Regions from separate parts of the Homo sapiens genome. Here region 1 is linked to region 2. The links are chromatin loops, found by intact Hi-C in ENCODE. Cell type or tissue: PC-3. All regions are shown on one strand. Each heading gives the region's core, and the rest is flanking DNA. Links, peaks and the distances in the headings are about the cores only. Region 1 overlaps RRP15 (ribosomal RNA processing 15 homolog). Region 2 has its middle 44 kb from the start of LINC02869.

Region 1 (5,390 bases), core at 216-5,215, 210 kb after region 2:
CAAGAAAATACACTTTTGGTGAATAAAATGCTAAATGACTATCAAAGTTCAGTTAAGCATTCACGATTAAAGTCTCTTATTAAAGCCCTCAAATGGAATCTTTTGTTTTGAAATTACAGAGGTAGAGAGTGGAGCTGTTTCCACTCTTAGCCATTCTCCACTCATCAATGGGTCTATTCACTTAAGTAATGTGGGATTTCTACAAGAGGCTGAAGAAAACAAAACTACTCATCCCTGTCCTGGAGTTTTACGCCTATGGATCATAGGTCCTTACTAACATTGACCAAAGCATAACTTCATTTGTAACAATTCTGGAAGCTTTCCAGAACGGTTTCAAGCATGAAAAATCAGGAGGTGAAAAAAAGAAATACATGGAACGACGGTAATTGATTACATTTCCCCCCAAATAGTGATACTTGATAAATGCAAAATAACCCTTTAATATGAAAATACACCAAAAGTCTTTTAAGATTTTATTTATAATTTTATATTTGATACCACTATTCAAGAACAATGTTTGGTCTATATCAATTTTGTCTCATGTTCTAGATGCATTTCTATAAACAGCTTTATTTCATTATTCTAGTTATGAATAATGAAACAGAAAGGTGGTTTCCTTACAAAAAATAATCCGATTATTATTTCCATTTGTATTTAAAGGTTAATCTAAGGAAGAAGTGTTAAGGAAAAATGAGGAAACAATGGGCGGGGAGGAAAATGGAAACAGGGTGGGTTTAAAGAGATCAGAGGTGGTAAAAGATAAAGAGATAGGACCAAGAAAAACCACAGCATATCAGCAGGTTGTGAGGCTTTAAAGAGATAAACTCATCACACTAATGATACACTGTGGGAACATTATCTCACCCTTTGGAATTATGATTAGTTGATTGATTACTGCTTGTGGCTTTTGGGCCACTCATAACTCTACAATTTTAGCTCTCCAGGAAAGTCTTTCTTTGGGAGGCAGTCTCACAGTGGCCTGTGCTATGTCATCCCTGTAGCTGCAGCCTCTGGTTTCTTGCCCCTGGTGAAATTCACCCACTAAGATAGCATTTAGTAACTGATATAAATAAATGAACATATGGTAATAGTTGGGACACAGCATAACGCTATGGATAAGTGCTTAACAAAATCCTAATGTTGACAAAAAGAAACCAGCAGCAGAATTTTCCTTATTTTTTAGGGCAGTACTTGACACTCACCTTTACAGAATCTCTACTCCTCCTTCATTTACTCTGTCACCACAGAAGTTCACAGATAGACTTCACAAAGCAAGAAACCAGAATGAGGTTGCTGGGGAGAAATGGAGAGAGTGTTTTGGCCAACTAAAAATAAACACAAAAGATGAGAAAGAAAAAGAGAAGGTGAGTGATAGAGAAAAATATGACTGTGTTCTCATAATTAAAATGAGTATAATATAACAAAAGTTTTTTTTTTTTTTTTAAAGATACATGGTCTTTAAATGAATTTATGTGTCTGTCATCATCTCAGTGGGCTTCATAGATTGGGTAAAATTCCAAATGTCTAAATTTCCACTGCCAAAATTACCAACCTACATTTCAAACAAATATGCCGTTCTGCTGCCTCGATTAGCCTGCAATTAAAAAAAAAATAAATAAATAAAAACCAAGGGTCAATAGTAATTGCATAAAAAAAGAAAACCTCAGTGTAGTTTATGATAGAGGGAAAAATTAGTAAATAAGTATTTTTAAAAGCCTAAGTATGTAAGTATTTTGAAAAGCACAGCTATATAGATGGTTATAATTTATAAAACGGGAGACTACAGACCACAAACTCTCACTGATGATTATTTGAAATCTTAGTAGAAAATAAAGTTCTCATAACTAGGGTAGCTACATCATTTGTCACACAAATCCAAACATTTTTTGCAGTAAAGAGGATGCCACTCATTGATACACTAAGACAACAGGGGTAAATCAGGACTCTCCCAGATAATTACCTTATTTAAAATGAAGCCACTTTAAATCTGTAAGAATACATCTGTTAGTCTTTCACCTTTTTTCGGTTACAGTGGTGATATTATATTTTGCATACTTCCAAGACCTTTTTTTTCCTTTGCCTATGCAGCATATTCTAAAAATCACCATCAGAGATACATTTTGAAAATGCTACTTGCACAATTTTAGCATTAATATAAACCTGCACTGCCACAAAAATGAACCCCCGAGAGGTGCTTGGTCAAGTTCTTTTGAGCTCCATGAAAGCAGTCTCCCACAGAGAAAGGTAGGAGAAGATAAATACAACAATAATGGGATTAACAAGCATTTTATGTATTCTTTGTATAGCCAGAGAAATTCATTTTTAAATTTTTGAAAATCAACAACAGAAAAAGAATCCCAAAGGTAAAAACGAGTTTGGCCCCCCTTCCCATTTTAGTGCCAGTACAGAAAAAAAAAGAACAGTGTTTCTGTTTGTTGTTTGATGCTTGCAGGTCACATAATAATGACTTTTCACATGTTGATCCTTCTTGTTTAGCACACAGTAACTGCTTCATAAAACCAGGGACACCAGGAAAGTTACTTTCACATAATTGAAGGGGCTGTTTCCTGTTAACGTGAAAATTTTTGTGATCAAGAATCCTACCATTTGTGGTTTCTCTTTAGATTTGTTACATCTATATGAGTCCTTTTAAGTAAAAAGGCAGTATCATTACTGTTCCAAGCAAATAGCACTATCTACCATAAGAAATAAATATATGCCAAAGAAATAAATCCAGAAATGGGTGTGTCATTGTGACCTGAAGAGACAAATAATTTTGCCTGCTGGGTTATTGGAGGTAACAAGTTTTTTGTATCTGTTTCTTTAAGAGGACTTTGTCTTACAATTTTAAGTTACTTAAGATCATTAAACAATAGACTATTATAAGGTCAATCTGGTTATTTAACCAGTTGTAACAATTAAATCTAATCAATGTCACACTTATACTGATTGTTCAGAAACTACATACTCGTGTGCTTGTAGGGAAAAAGGATTTTTATCAGTTGACTCAATGATAGCTGAAATCATGCCACCTAGAGGAAAGCTGTGGTATGTCTTAAAACTTCATACTGTTAAATTCATTAATGTATAATTTTGCATTGATTTGTTGTTACTGCACATCAAATAAAAATTAGTTTCACATAAATATTGTAAAACATGCATTTTTAGAAAAGATGCTAGATCAACAGCAATGGGATATCCTTAATTATCAAGTTTTAGTTACCTGTTATCTCCTAGGCAATAACATGATAAAAATCTAATCCTCATTTATAAAGCATAATTTGAATATCTAAATTCTTAATAGCAAAAATGTCAACCACTTACATTTATGAGTCATCTAATGTCATTAAGTAACAGAGCAGCAAATAGCCAATATATTGTATCTTAGGAATAAAAAACCAATAGCTGTATATAGTAAATTATTGGATACCACTTCAGTAGAGTAGTTCCATTTCTGCAGCATCCAGATAATTCAAATATAAAGTTTTAATTATCAGACATGCTCAGGCAAGACCTATAATGAATTATCCAGTAGCAAGTTACAGAATAAACTGACAACAACAGCCTGGGGTGATATGTTAACTCTAAATTGACACAGCCAGGAAAATTTTCACCTTCTGATTAACGGCATCTATTAATTTTTTTTAAGTACTATTTCCATTTTACTTTTCTCCAGAGGATAGTTTTGCTTCAGTCCTTAAAGACTCAGCTCCTTACATGAGCTTTGGTGCCAGCATCTGCAGGTCTAAATAGAAGTGGAGATGTTCAGTTCTTGCAGGCTTCCTGCTGTGAATGGCACAACTCACACAATAATGTAGCTTCACATACAGCTCGGGAAGCACATATGCATTGAAGACACTTGCTGCAGCCTCTACTGTGTTTTGAATAAAGAAATTCTTAATAGCCCTGTCCTTGGGCACACATGTGGCTGCCACCCTTTTTGGCATGATCATTGTTCCTTTTGTCACCTTGGAAGTGAGGACCCGAAAGAGCATGGCATCTACTACTACCTTCCATTGGCCATAGGTTTACGTCATGGTTAAATGAGACCAAAATACTGAATGCCCATTTTTCTTTCCAGAGAAGAGTTCAATTTCTAGAATCTAATTTTCTATAAGACATTAATATCTACAATGTGAGCAATCACTATTGTGTATAGCAGCTCTGTAACTCAAACCTGGATTGGACTATACTATCTGTGTGGCCTTGGGCAGGTTACTGAAACTTACTGCTTGTTTCCTCATCTGTATAATGGGGACAATAACAACATCTACCTAACAGGGTTATAAGGAAAAGGGTATGAATTAAGGGGCATTATGAAACCCTTAAATATTGTCTGGCATAAAATCAATATTGTTTAAATGTTTGCTATTATTATTACATGTTCTGTTCCAACTTTTACTTGAATAAGTGATAGAACTATGCAAAATAGGATGGTTAAAAACAAAATAGCAATGGCTTTTTTTAAAAATCAAGAAAACAGAGGTTCTCACTTAAAAATAAAGTTTTATTAATCAAAAGGCACAAGGAAACAGTGGACACATGGAAAGGGAGTCAAATTTTTTATGTTCAACATTCATTGCAGGGTAATTAGCAAAACTTAAAAGATAAAGTAGGATTCTAGCAAACAGGACTCTTCATACAGTCATCTAATACAGCTAATATCAATAATGCTCTATTAAACAGTATGTAGAGTTTGGATTCTAGAACAGAATAAGTAAGCAAAAAATAAAAACTGTTTTAGTGTCTCATTAAATGTCAGGATCATTTTTCTCAATATAAATATAAGGCCTGTCTTTTCAGACTGTCAAAAATTACATTCTTTAAAAAAAAGTCTTATTCTATTCACCTCATGCATTGTTGGCATTTAAGAAACTTATACTATCCATAATGTTTTTAATCTTACTTTTTCAGTTAACATATCATTGACACTGTGTTTTCATCAGTCTTCACAACCATCATTTTAAAAGGAATTGACAGAAGACTGGTGGTTCGATAGTTTATGTAAATGTCCTCATATCACTGAACTTGTAAGTTTTAAAAAATTTCTTGCTATTAAAAACAATTCTATATAATACTGTTCACACAGCATTTTCTGTCATCAGAATCTTTTCCTGAGGAAGGTTTCCAGAAGTAGAATTGCTGGGCCTCAATAAGCACCTACCACCTGTTAGACTTTAAATTTTTGTTGGGGGGAATTCTATCTAGAAAAGGAAGACTCAGAATTACATAGATGAGAAATGAATGGAAACCTATAGGTGCAGCACCTAATCCTCCAAATGCATAAGAGAGAACATCTCTTGACACGCTACTACATAACAGGCACTGTGCTAGATAGACACTGCATACATTAATCCAATCTTTACACCCTGAACTATATATTATTGTAT
Region 2 (5,390 bases), core at 219-5,218:
AGAAAAAAATGCAGAATGTGGGGTGAATTAGTAAATTCAGAACTCAAAAGGTGGATAAATGAATAGGTGAATCTATCAATCAATTAGGTAGGCAACCAGTAAGACACTGATCTAGCCAGTTCTGACTGCAGAACTATTTTCAGCTTCCTGTATGGTAAGTAACTGGCAGTCAAAGGTAAACCCATATTTTCAGGGTATGCATGCAGCTAGTTATTGTGTTTGTTTTAACTGTTCACATTCAGTTAATAATTTATGCATTCTGTGACTAAGCTGTTTTTAAAAGTTTTTTTATTTGAAGGTAATAAGACATCTAATGTTGATTATGATAGAAAAAAATTCCAATTCAGAGGTGTAGTATGGGCAAAAGCCTAACTGTGGTGGGCTTAAAAGAGGGTAGGGAGGGAGAAATCAAAGACTTTGGTGTAGATAACTATTTTAAGGAGCTTGCTTTGAAATGAGCAGAGAACTAGGACGAATGAGGAAGAGGCTTTTATTTTTTTAAGTGGAAAAAAAAAGTATGCTTGGGGCCGGGCACGATGGCTCATGCCTGTAATCCCACGACTTTAGGAGGCTGAGGTGGGTGGATCACTTGCAGTCAGGAGTTCGAGTCCAGTCTGGCCAACATGGTGAAACCCTGTCTCTACTAAAAGTACAAAAATTGGCCGGTGTGGTGGTGCACACCTGTAGTCCCAGCACTCGGGAGGCTGAGGCAGGAGAATCACTTGTACCTGGGAGGCAGAGGTTGCAGTGAGCCGAGATGGCACCACTGCACTCCAGCCTGGTGACAGAGTGAGAATTTATCTAAAAAAAAAAAGAAAAAAGCCAGATGGATAACAAACTATAGAAATGATCCCTGAAAGTATATCCATCTGACAAAGAGCTACAAGGAACTTAAACAAATTTACAAGAAAAATACAAACAACCCCATCAAAAAGTGGGCAAAGGATATGAACAGACACTTTTCAAAAGAAGGCATTTATGCAGCCAACAAACATATGAAAAAAGCTCATCATCATTGGTCATTAGAGAAATGCAAATAAAAACCACAATGAGATACAATCTCATGCCAGTTAGAATGGCGATCATTAAAAAGTCTGGAAACAACAGATCTTGAAAAGGATGTGGAGAAACAGGAACGCTTTTACACTGTTGGTGGAAGTGTAAATTAGTCCAACCATTCTGGAAAACAGTGTGGTGATTCCTCAAGGATCTAGAACCAGAAATACCATTTGACCCAGCAATTCCATTACTGGGTATACACCCTAAGGATTATAAATCATTCTACTATAAAGACACATGCACATGTATGTTTATTGCAGCACTATTCACAATAGCAAAGACTTGGAACCAACCCAAATGCCCATCAATGATAGACTGGACAAAGAAAATGTGGCACATATATACCATGGAATACTATGCAGCCATAAAAAAGGATGAGTTCATGTCCTTTGCAGGGACGTGGATGAAGCTGGAAACTATCATTCTCAGCAAACTAACACAGGAACAGAAAACCAAACACCACATGTTCTCACTCATAAGTGGGAGTCGAACAATGAAAACACATGGACACAGGGAGGGGAACATCACACACTGGGGCCTGTTGGGGGTGAGGGGTTAGGGGAAAGATAACATTAGGGGAAATACCTAATGTAGATGACAGGTTGATGGGTGCAGCAAACCACCATGGCAGGTGTATACCTATGTAACAAACCTGCACGTTCTGCACATGTATCCCAGAACTTATAGTAATTTTTAAAAAGTATGCTTTATGCTGAAAGGAAGATGCAGTGCATTAGAGAGGAAGATATAATGCAGGAAGAGAAGGAGACAATTTCTAGAGGCATGGCATTGAGTAGGTAAGAGAGGTAGAGTTCTAAGGAGGAATGCCTGAGTGTATGTTAGGGTGGGAGCTTGTGAAGTCTTCTTGTCATTCTTGCTTTCTCCATAAAATAATAAGTGAGATCTTCAACTGAGAGTGAGGAATGAGGAGGAGGTATTGGAGATTTGAGGAAGGAGAAGACACAAAATTGCTATCTGGAAGAGTGCAAGAGAGAAAATGGGATAGGGATAGTGTGATTGACAGATGGCATTCCACTTCCACTTGAGGTTTGTGCTCATAAATTTAACATGAGACTCATGGTCCAATAGGACTGCAACCTTTTCCTTGTCTTCATTTAGGAGCATGGGTGCAAATGTGTAGTAGGCAGAGCATTGTAATTAGCCAGGTTTGAGATTTTTGTCAAGTGAGTATGATGAAGAAAGAAGGGGCGAGGAAGTTGGCCACGTATACAAGAGAGTGATTATAATCAACTGCCATGGACTCTAAACTGGGTAAAGTTAAGAGTGAACATGAATAGAATGAGGGAGGTGGAGAAACTGTAAGTTTGAGTGGATGAGGGAAGTTCAAGACTTGTTTGTGTTTGGGGAATAGAATCAGTGAGCAGGAAAGATAAGAGGTGATGGAGAATTAGATGCTGAAAATTAAGATCATGAAAGGGTTGCCAGTTTGGGTAATAACAAGGTGTAGAGGAGGGAATGTCTGAGATAGAAACAAGTTTACTGGAGGAGAGAAGGCTAATGATCTGAAGTACAGGGTGCTGGGAGGATTGTCTCTATAGGGATTGAAATCCTCCCCTCAAAAAGATAGTAGTACTGTTGGGAAAGTGACAGTGATCTAGAACTTTACTACTTGAAGAGTGGTCCAGCAGCTTCCATATTACTGGGTTCTTGTCAGATAAGCAGAATCTGAGGCTCCAATGCAGAACTACTGAGTCAGAATCTATAGTTCAGCAAGATCCCCCTAGACACTCATGTGTTCACTGAAGTTTGAGAAGCATTAGCCTAGAAACTAAATGTCTTTGTGAAATGAGGGGTAACCTAGGTTTAGAATGACTGTTACAAGGAGGAGTTGTGGATAGAGTCAATGACAGGAGACTCAAAGGGAAGAGGGATGGTGAATGGTTTGGAGACTGCAATGAGAAGCAAGGAGGCCAACCATCCCACCTCCAAGATGAGTGAAGAGAACAGCCACTAAGTAAAAGGACACAGAGGAGGCAGTGACCGCAAGAGGGAGCCTGGGTTTAATTTAGAACCAAGAACTGAACATCTGGAGGAAATATGGAGTATGAATCCTTGAAAACTCAAGAAAAGGGCAGTGGGTTCCAAAGGGCAAAGTGGAAGGAGTGCAGAGGCTGGGAATGTGTAGGAGAGAGGACCTCACGCTAGTTAAAGAGTATGGGAGTCTGGAGCTTACCACAGTGACTGACATAGCCATAAAGGACATAATGACTTCTTCCAGGTGGATAATGGTGGAGAATCTGAGTATTATGGGACAGAGAAATGTGGGTGTCTAAGGTTGGGGCGGGGTCCTCCCTCTTTACTTCTACTGAGGGAGGTTTGGAGACAAAAAAAAAAAAAGAAAAGAAACAGTTCAACTTCCTTCCACAGGGGAATTGGTGAATGACATTAAATTTATATATAATGAACATTACGGTTCAGTTAAAGGAATGAACCAGGATTGTTTTTCAACACAGCGCATAATGTTGAGTGAAAAAAGCAAGTTGCATAAAACAGGTTAGTTTTGAGACCAAAAATGCAGTTCGATAACACTTATGTAAAAAATTGAAATATAAAGAATAATAGTGAATATTAGTAATGAATATATGAGATATAATGAATACATACTCTTTTTTTAAAACCTGAAAGTGATATTCACTATTTTAGGAAATTGGTTACCTCTGGAAGAGAAACAAGGGGAAGGGGAAGATAGAGTTTTAGCTCTATTTGTAGGACTTTTTTTTTTTTTCCCCACCCCTCGAGACGGAGTCTCGCTCTGTCGCCCAGGCTGGAGTCCAGTGGCGTGATCTCAGGTCACTGCAAGCTCCGCCTCCAGGGTTAAAGCGATTCTCCTGCCTCAGCCTCCCAAGTAGCTGGGATTACAGGCACACGCTACCACACCCAGCTAATTTTTTTTTGTATTTTTAGTAGAGACAGGGTTTCACCGTGTTAGTCAAGCTGGTCTCAAACTCCTGACCTCGTGATCCACTTGCCTCAGCCTCCCAAAATACTGGGGTTACAGGCGTGATGTAGGGCTTTTTAAAAAATAAAAAGAGGGCTGGGCGCGGTGGCTCACACCTTTAATCCCAGCACTTTGGGAGGCCGAGGTGGGCGGATCACGAGGTCAGGAGATCGAGACTATCCTGGATAACACGGTGAAACCCCGTCTCTACTAAAAATACAAAAAAAATATTATCCGGGCGTGGTGGAGGGCGCCTGTAGTCCCAGCTACTCCAGAGGCTGAGTCAGGAGAATGGCGTGAACCCAGGAGGCGGAGCTTGCAGTGAGCCAAGATCGGGCCACAGGATTCCAGCCTGGGTGACAGAGCGAGACTTCGTCTCAAAATAAATAAATAAATAAATAAAATTTTAAAAAACAGATCTGAAACAAAAGTATAAAATATTAACATCTGTTCTTAGTGCACACATGAGTGTCTGTTATAATTATTTGAAGTGTTTTTCATTTTAAAATATTACACTAAAATGATAGATAATGAAGGAGGGATTATATTTTACCACTGGGCCTTGGAAGATAGACATTGAGGTTCTTTCAAAATAATGTCATGGCCATTTTATCCAGCTGCCGCTTCCTTAAGTTATAGCCATACAGCCCATCTCAATCCTACCATATTTGTCTCTCTTCCTCTCCTGCTTCAGAAGTGTTAAACAGGGTAAATGCTTCATATTTTCTTATGCAGAGCAATTTAGTTTTTAAGGTGTTCTGCCCTCTCCTTCCAAACTCTTCCTGGGACATATTATTTTGCAACTGTATGGTATTTTAGTATGTAAATGGTGTTTTGCCTTACCTAGACAGTTTCCTTCCTGAAAAGGGATTTGATGTCATTTGTTAAGTGGTAAGGGGAGGGGGAAGGTAATAACTATATAACCACAAAAAAATCACAAATACATATGTAAAAGCCAAATGTTCCATCCTTTGCAAACAAACATACTGAAACCACTTCTTCCGTCTCAATAGGGTGTGAGATTTTGAGCTTATTTTTGGTGATGGTGATGATAGAGTTGAGAAATATTTGGGAGACCTTTTGCTGGAACTAGTCATGGCCACGGGATTTACATTTTTTCTCAGTACAGCATCAAGGATGAAATACATGGGCTTATAAGTCAAAAACCAAAATCAAGTGAATTTATTCATCTGCCTTTGCAGGCATTCACACAGAGCACAGTTTATAAGCTGAAAGCCCCACATCTGCTGAACAAAATTCCCCCCTTTGCCTAGCTGAAACTGTCCTCCATGTATCAATCAATGGAAGAGCAAATGCCAGCCATTGAGATTTATCGACATGTCACAATGCAGAATCAATTACTTTAGTTTGA

The links. Peaks named below come from ENCODE experiments on the same cell type or tissue, not always from the same donor. Only the 100,000 strongest peaks of a DNase experiment are listed, where the experiment ranks them.
Region 1: it touches region 2 in a loop (6-fold over the local background); 8 of 110 quality-filtered maps call a loop at or near these places.

Annotation. Positions count from the first base shown.
Region 1 is chr1:218,337,080-218,342,469 of GRCh38, reverse strand. It overlaps RRP15 (ribosomal RNA processing 15 homolog), which reads right to left. Exons shown (of 5, transcript NM_016052.4): 5 at 4,487-5,390. It also overlaps the pseudogene RPS26P17. Among named protein-coding and RNA genes, the nearest start is that of TGFB2, 5.6 kb to the left of the region's middle. In PC-3, for the core only: CTCF peaks have their summits at 2,816 and 3,034 (motif pointing left); a DNase peak (open chromatin) is centred at 3,019; H3K27ac peaks cover 1,066 bases.
Region 2 is chr1:218,551,087-218,556,476 of GRCh38, reverse strand. No RefSeq gene overlaps it. Among named protein-coding and RNA genes, the nearest start is that of LINC02869, 44 kb to the right of the region's middle. In PC-3, for the core only: CTCF peaks have their summits at 2,865 and 3,065 (motif pointing right); a DNase peak (open chromatin) is centred at 3,066.